Linked DNA regions of Homo sapiens: region 1 is linked to region 2. The links are chromatin contacts, found by Hi-C or POLR2A ChIA-PET in ENCODE. All regions are on one chromosome and are shown on one strand. The core of a region is the stretch at or near the end of the contact, and the rest is flanking DNA. Distances in the headings are between cores, read along the strand shown. Region 1 holds the start of DIPK1A (divergent protein kinase domain 1A). Region 2 overlaps TGFBR3 (transforming growth factor beta receptor 3).

The links. A loop is a pair of places that touch in the nucleus more often than their neighbours do. ChIA-PET counts read pairs that join two places held with the same protein, here RNA polymerase II (POLR2A). Pooled maps may share reads with other maps.
Region 1: a loop to region 2 is called in a map of CD4-positive, alpha-beta T cell, with 12 times the contacts of the local background. The contact joins the promoter of DIPK1A here to the enhancer-like site in region 2. A Hi-C loop is called at or near these places in 4 of 168 maps with a recorded cell type or tissue (CD4-positive, alpha-beta T cell, CD8-positive, alpha-beta T cell and naive thymus-derived CD4-positive, alpha-beta T cell) and 7 of 50 pooled maps. POLR2A ChIA-PET finds 5 or more read pairs at or near these places in 4 of 52 experiments (CD4-positive, alpha-beta T cell, WTC11 and activated T-cell).

Annotation. Positions count from the first base shown.
Region 1 is chr1:92,960,045-92,962,744 of GRCh38, reverse strand. DIPK1A (divergent protein kinase domain 1A) reads left to right here and starts at 1,283. Exons shown (of 5, transcript NM_001006605.5): 1 at 1,283-1,369. The coding sequence starts at 1,316. RefSeq lists silencers at 923-1,002, 1,163-1,722.
Region 2 is chr1:91,802,621-91,805,493 of GRCh38, reverse strand. The region is part of intron 2 of TGFBR3 (transforming growth factor beta receptor 3); the gene reads left to right. Among named protein-coding and RNA genes, the nearest start is that of TGFBR3, 82 kb to the left of the region's middle. RefSeq lists an enhancer at 1,459-1,728. Within about 2 kb of position 1,418, at least 16 of the 41 ENCODE cell types and tissues checked have a DNase peak (open chromatin) inside an H3K27ac peak, as active enhancers do; they include CD4-positive, alpha-beta T cell and CD8-positive, alpha-beta T cell, where a contact is called at or near this core.

The DNA.
Region 1 (2,700 bases), core at 34-2,533, 1.2 Mb before region 2:
TGTGGGTTGAGGGAAGGGGCAGACATGAAGGTATCTCTTCAGAACAAGGCACCTGAACAAGGCTTATGCAAAAACCAAGTGAGAATGAGTAATGGTTTGCTTCTGGGGAAACCCCTTCTCAGAGCAACAGGCCGGAATGAGCTCTAACGGGCCACCTAAACTTTGTTAGCATCACGCTTAAACGTGGTAGGTGGGGTAAAAAGCAGCCAAAAAAAAAAAAAAAAAAAAAAAAGCTGCTTCTTCCATTACAAGTCACTTGGATCAACAGCTGTTCTCCCACTAGGGTGGCTCTTTTTTCCCTTATTTGGAACTCATTGTCAAAAGAAAGACACCACACCCTGTGTTATGTAGCCTTAACCAAGCAGCAGGCCACGTCCCAGGCTCCCTGCCTTCAGGACTGTATTTAATTCGGTGTTTTTGTTTTTGTTTTCTTTTGAAATCAGTGTTCCTGGACGGGGCCAGGAAAACTCTGAAGCTGTCTTAAAAACAATATAAACCAAAAAAGTCGGAATTTTTTAAAAGTACATTTTTAAAAAAAGTTGTAGGCCGTTAGAGGCGAACTGGAGCGTGGTAAGGGGGGCACCGAGTTCAGCAGTGGGGCGCCCTGTCCGCGTTCGAAGCTGAGCCCAGTCCTGGGGGGATGCCCCGGTCTGCGTCTCCAGCTGCGGCAGACACCCCCTTCCCCCGACCGCCACCAAGGGCGAGGGAGGACGAGCCAGTCCCCAGGGAAGGAGCCCCAAGCTTCCCTTGAATTTCCAAACAACCCGTCCAGACACGTCCTGACTCCAGGAGAAGAGTCCATGGGGAGCGTCGGTGCTGCCGGGGCGGGTGGCGGGACGCGCAGCTGGGCGCAGCGCGGGGAGCCGGAAGCCGGAGCAGACTGCGAGGCCAGCGCGGTCCGGGGGTCGCCGCATCAGCCAGCGAGAAGCACGCCCCAATCCGCGCCGAGCGTGCGACACCCCCGCTGCCGCGGCGCCCCCTCCCGCCTCCGCGCGCCTCCCCTTTAAGCTCCAGGCGCAGTCGATTTGTGTCGGCGGAGGCGAGGTGCGACTCCCCTTTATGGCGGAGTCGGCAGCAGCCTCTCTGACAGCCGCGGCGGCCGGCGGGCGAACAGGGCAGGAGGCTGGGCCTCTGGCCTCTCGCCGCCTTCACTGCAGCCGGGCCGAGGGGAGCGCGGCGCGCGCCGCGGCGGGGGCGGGGGAGTGGGCGGGCCCGGCCGGGCAGGGGGCGGGGAGGCGGGGGGAGGCGGGGAGCCCGGCCGCCAGCGCTCGGGTCCGCCTCTGACTGCAGCGCGGCGGGGCGATGTGTGATTACCATGGCGAGGAGTCTCTGTCCGGGGGCCTGGCTAAGGAAACCCTATTACCTCCAGGTAGGCCGGCGGCCGCCCAGCCACCAGCTGCGGGAGCACCCGGCCGTGTGCCCTGCCGCGCCGCGCAGGACTCGCCCGCTCCCCTCCTCCCTCCCTGGGTCTGTGCCCGCCCGAACCCCGCTGCCCCCTGCCGTCCGGCACCTGGCGGCGCGCCCTCCCCAGCCCCCTCAGCGGCTCTGCCGACGCCCCCCACCGCGGCCCTCGCGGCTCCCGCGCCGCGGCCAGCCGGGCTCCAGGGCCCGAGTCGTCCCGCCCGGGTACGCCCTCGCATCCTGAGAGCCCCGAGACGTGACCTGGGTACGACCCCGCGCTCCGGGCATTGCCCGCAGCCCTGCGCCGCTCCAGGCGGAGCTCGACGGGCCGCCTTCTCCCTGGTGTTTTCGGGGCTTTCCCCCCTCCCCCGTGGGCCCCCGCAGGTCGGTTGCCCTTGACTCAGTGTCTTGGGTCTTAAGTCGGTGGTAGGAAAGGTGGTGTAGCATTCCTCCGTGTCTTAGAAAATTATGACAATTTGTCACACCAGTGTTTCCCCAGGCTCCAAAAAGCAGCGTGTGCCTCGTGCCGAGCCCCTTGGTTGGGTCGTTCCATCACACCCAAGATTTAAATGGGAGGTGGAGACCGATAAGCCTGAACCAGGCGGATGGGTGTTTGCTTTTTAAAGGAAAGGGGCTAGTGGCTGGTCTGTGGATCCCAAATACCCTAGTAATGCAAACGTAATTCTCAGTCATGTCGTGTGTACGGTTCGCGTGTTAATTTTTCATGATTTCCCGTTCCACCCTCTGTTCCGCTGCCAGTCTGTGCCTTGGAACCCTACTACTGCCTAAGTGTACTGTTTGGTCACCAGGGGGACCTAGTAGACACCGCGAGTAGCTGAGCGCAAATCCATCACTCCGATGGAAAAACAACTACAAATCAATGCCTTGCGTGGGTCAGCAGTGTTAGCCAACGCTGCATTCAGAGGACAGTATTCCTTTACCGCTTACATTAAAAGGCCAAGAGGTAGATGATTTGGGGTCAGCTGGTGCTTTTATAAATTATGAAAAAAGTTGAGAAGGTAACCATCATGAGGCAAGTAAATCTTACATTTTTGTTTGAAAATTGTATGTGTAAGTCATTACCCTGAAATGAGTGACGTATTGCAAATTGGAAGCATGATTTGACAACCCATGATATTAAGCGTGTACGAATAAAACTGAGTCTTTGTAGCAAGCACCACCAATAGTAATTGTGCACTTGAGTAACACTGTCACAACCCCTTCTAGAATTCAACCCAGGCCAGGTACCTCTGTGTAATCTTTTATGTGAGTTTAAAAAAAAGCTTACCGGCCAGGCGC
Region 2 (2,873 bases), core at 169-2,668:
CAGTAGAAGTAGCATCTTGTGGGTGAAGGGGGCTGTGCCTCTGTGCTGGTGGCCGAGGAGAGTGTACCAAACAGAAGAGCAGAGCCTGACTTCAGTTCAAACAAGACACGACACCCGGCAAGATTTTGAGATCAGATTTCTCGAGTAAGCCAGCAGGGGAGGATTAAACTCAGCTCACACTTTGAGTCCAAGGAAAAGTTAGATTTCTTTGGGAGCTACCCTTAAGGAATCTTGTACTCGTCACATACCAGATGCCCAGAATGAACTGAAATATCCAGATTGGGAGGCACCAGTGAGGATTGTCTCTGGAGGTGAATCCATATGGACATTACTGCCAGGAAGCACTTTTCTGAAATACACATTCTACCTCTGTGTGGCTCACAACAGTTTACTTATAGTGGGTTATAGAGTTTCTGTGAGGCTTTGGATGAAGTATCTGCAACATGCCTTTTCATGATAGAGTATGGTGTGAAGTGAGCACGCGTGTGTGCTTATGAGCATTGTTGCTTTCAGGTGTGTTCTTTCGTCATCGTCCACGCCCTGGTTGATCCTTACGTGGTAACACAGCTTTTGCTGTGCTGCTGATAAGGAGCATCATCAGAGCATGTCACTCACTTGGCTCTTGACTGCAGGGAAGAGATTGCGTAGGGAAGACGGGATGTGGGTTTTCAGCCGTGGCCACAGGAGACACTCCCAGCCTTTTGAGGCTGCCGGTGAGGGCCTACAGTAGCAGCTCCAGAGCTCACAGGTCACCACAAAAGTGAGCAGATGAGTCAGATGGGGTTTCGGAGCATGTTTTCCTGGTTTCCAAGCCTTCGTGGCTGGGAGGTGCTATACTCGGGCCCCATGGTGGTCAAGTGAGAATCTGAGCCACTGTGTTAACTCAGGCACTTGTGCTAGAGCCTGTGGGGTGGATCATGCTGTTCCCAGGTGGAAGCCTTCCTGAATGGAGCTGGCCCTGGCATTGTGCAGACAGATTGCGGAAGGAACCACTATGAGGCCAAGGGGGAAGGATGGGAGACAGGTTCATGAGCTGGCTGTGGCAGAGGGAAAGGGACAGGAAGGCTAGGGCCTGACCCAGAAGTGGCAGGATGAGGCTGGGGCTGTGGTGTGCCAACGGAGAGATAGAGGATTGTCCTGCCACCTGGAGAGAGGGGATTGGCCAGAAGAGTGTCCGGGAAGAGAAGACAAAAACAGATTTGTGTTTCCTGCTTTCTGTGACAGTTGAAGGTGGGGAAGCCCCAACTGGGACTTGATTCTTAGCAACCAAAAATGCCACCTCCTTCATTTCATGGTTGGTGTTTTTTTTTTCTGCCCCTTTTAGTATAAGAGTGAGGCTTTGGCTCTCAGGTAAAGAGTGAAAGCAGGAAGTCTGAGACAGACAGTCCCTTATTGGCACAAAGCCCATGCAGCATGCATCACCCCATGGTTCTTCCCCATTTCTCAGCGATAATTGAGTGTCTGTTTTGTGCCAGATACTGTGCTGGGGTGAGGCAGGCAGCAGCAGACAGAGTGGTTGGGTTCTGTTCTTTCGTGGTGTTTGCAGTCTTTGGGAGCATGTAGATGTGAAACCAATAATTGCACAAATAATTATGTACATCTCATCACAGGAAGTGCTGTGGAGAGAAACGGAGAGTACCATGAGAGTATGAAAAAATACAGATCTAACACAGTGAGGGAGGTTTGGGGAGCTTCCTTGAGAGATCAGTAGAATGAGCAGGAGTTTGTCAGGCCATGGTGGTGGGAAGGAACAGAAACGGTGGGGAATGTGTTCCTGGAGGAAACCTTGCTATTCAGAGGCTCCTTTGGGACAAAGGTTGGCACTTCTGATGAAATAAAAGAAGGCAAGTACATTAATTAGGGTAGGTTAAGCTACAAATGTCAGAAAACCCAAAATAACATTGGCTTATATAAAAAAAAGAGTTTACATTTGTTTCCTATTAAAAAAAAAAAAGCAGTTCAGAGCTGATCCCGTGGCTCCATGTTCATCAAGTACCCAGGTGGCTTCTCAGTTGCTGTGCCCTCCTCAGCATGCTGCTTCTGTCTCATGGCCCCAAAGGCTTGCTCTAGTGCTGCCTGTTACATCCACATTCCAACCAGCAGTCAGAAGGAAATGGCAGAAGAACTGACCTCCTTCCCTTCATACAGGAAGCTGCCAGCTGCTAGCGGGATTGGGAAACATAGCTTTCGTTCTGGGTGGCTGTGTGTCCAGCTGGCACTTGAAGAAAGGAGAATGATGGCTATAGGGAGACAGTGAGCACTTCTGTGCTTCACCAGAATGGCCAAAACACGGGAGCAAGTGTCCGAGGAATGAGAGACGGGGCCGTGGCAGGAAGCAGGGCCAGATCTTGGAGGGCCTTGTAAGTCACGTTGAGGTTTTGGGGCTTCATCTGGACAGCAGAGATGGAGTGATAAGTCTTTTAAAGCAGAGAAAAGCAGGATCAGACTTGGGTTTTTCAGATCAGTTTGGCTGCTCTATAGAAGACATTTTGGTGGAGATAAGAATTAAGAGCATCTTGCAGTAATCAGGGAACGAGAGACGATGGTGCCCATGGAGATGGAGAGGAGGGGTCAGAGTTGAGTGGCCAGAGAGAGAATCCATTGGGTGAGGAGAGGGAAGGGGTGATGTTGGGGCACCTCCCCCAGGTTGGTGCCAGGTGTACGTAGGAAGAGGCTGGTGCCATTTACTTAGGGAGGGAATGAAGGAGGAACAACAGGCACGAGGGGTAAAGATCCTGAGTTCTGCATGTTGAGATTGGGTGTCCATGAGACAAAAGTAGATGGTGAAGGAGCTGTTGAATATTCAGGCCTGGAGCTTAGAAAAAGAAGTATGGGCCAGGCATGGTGGCTCACGCCTGTAATCCCAGCACTTC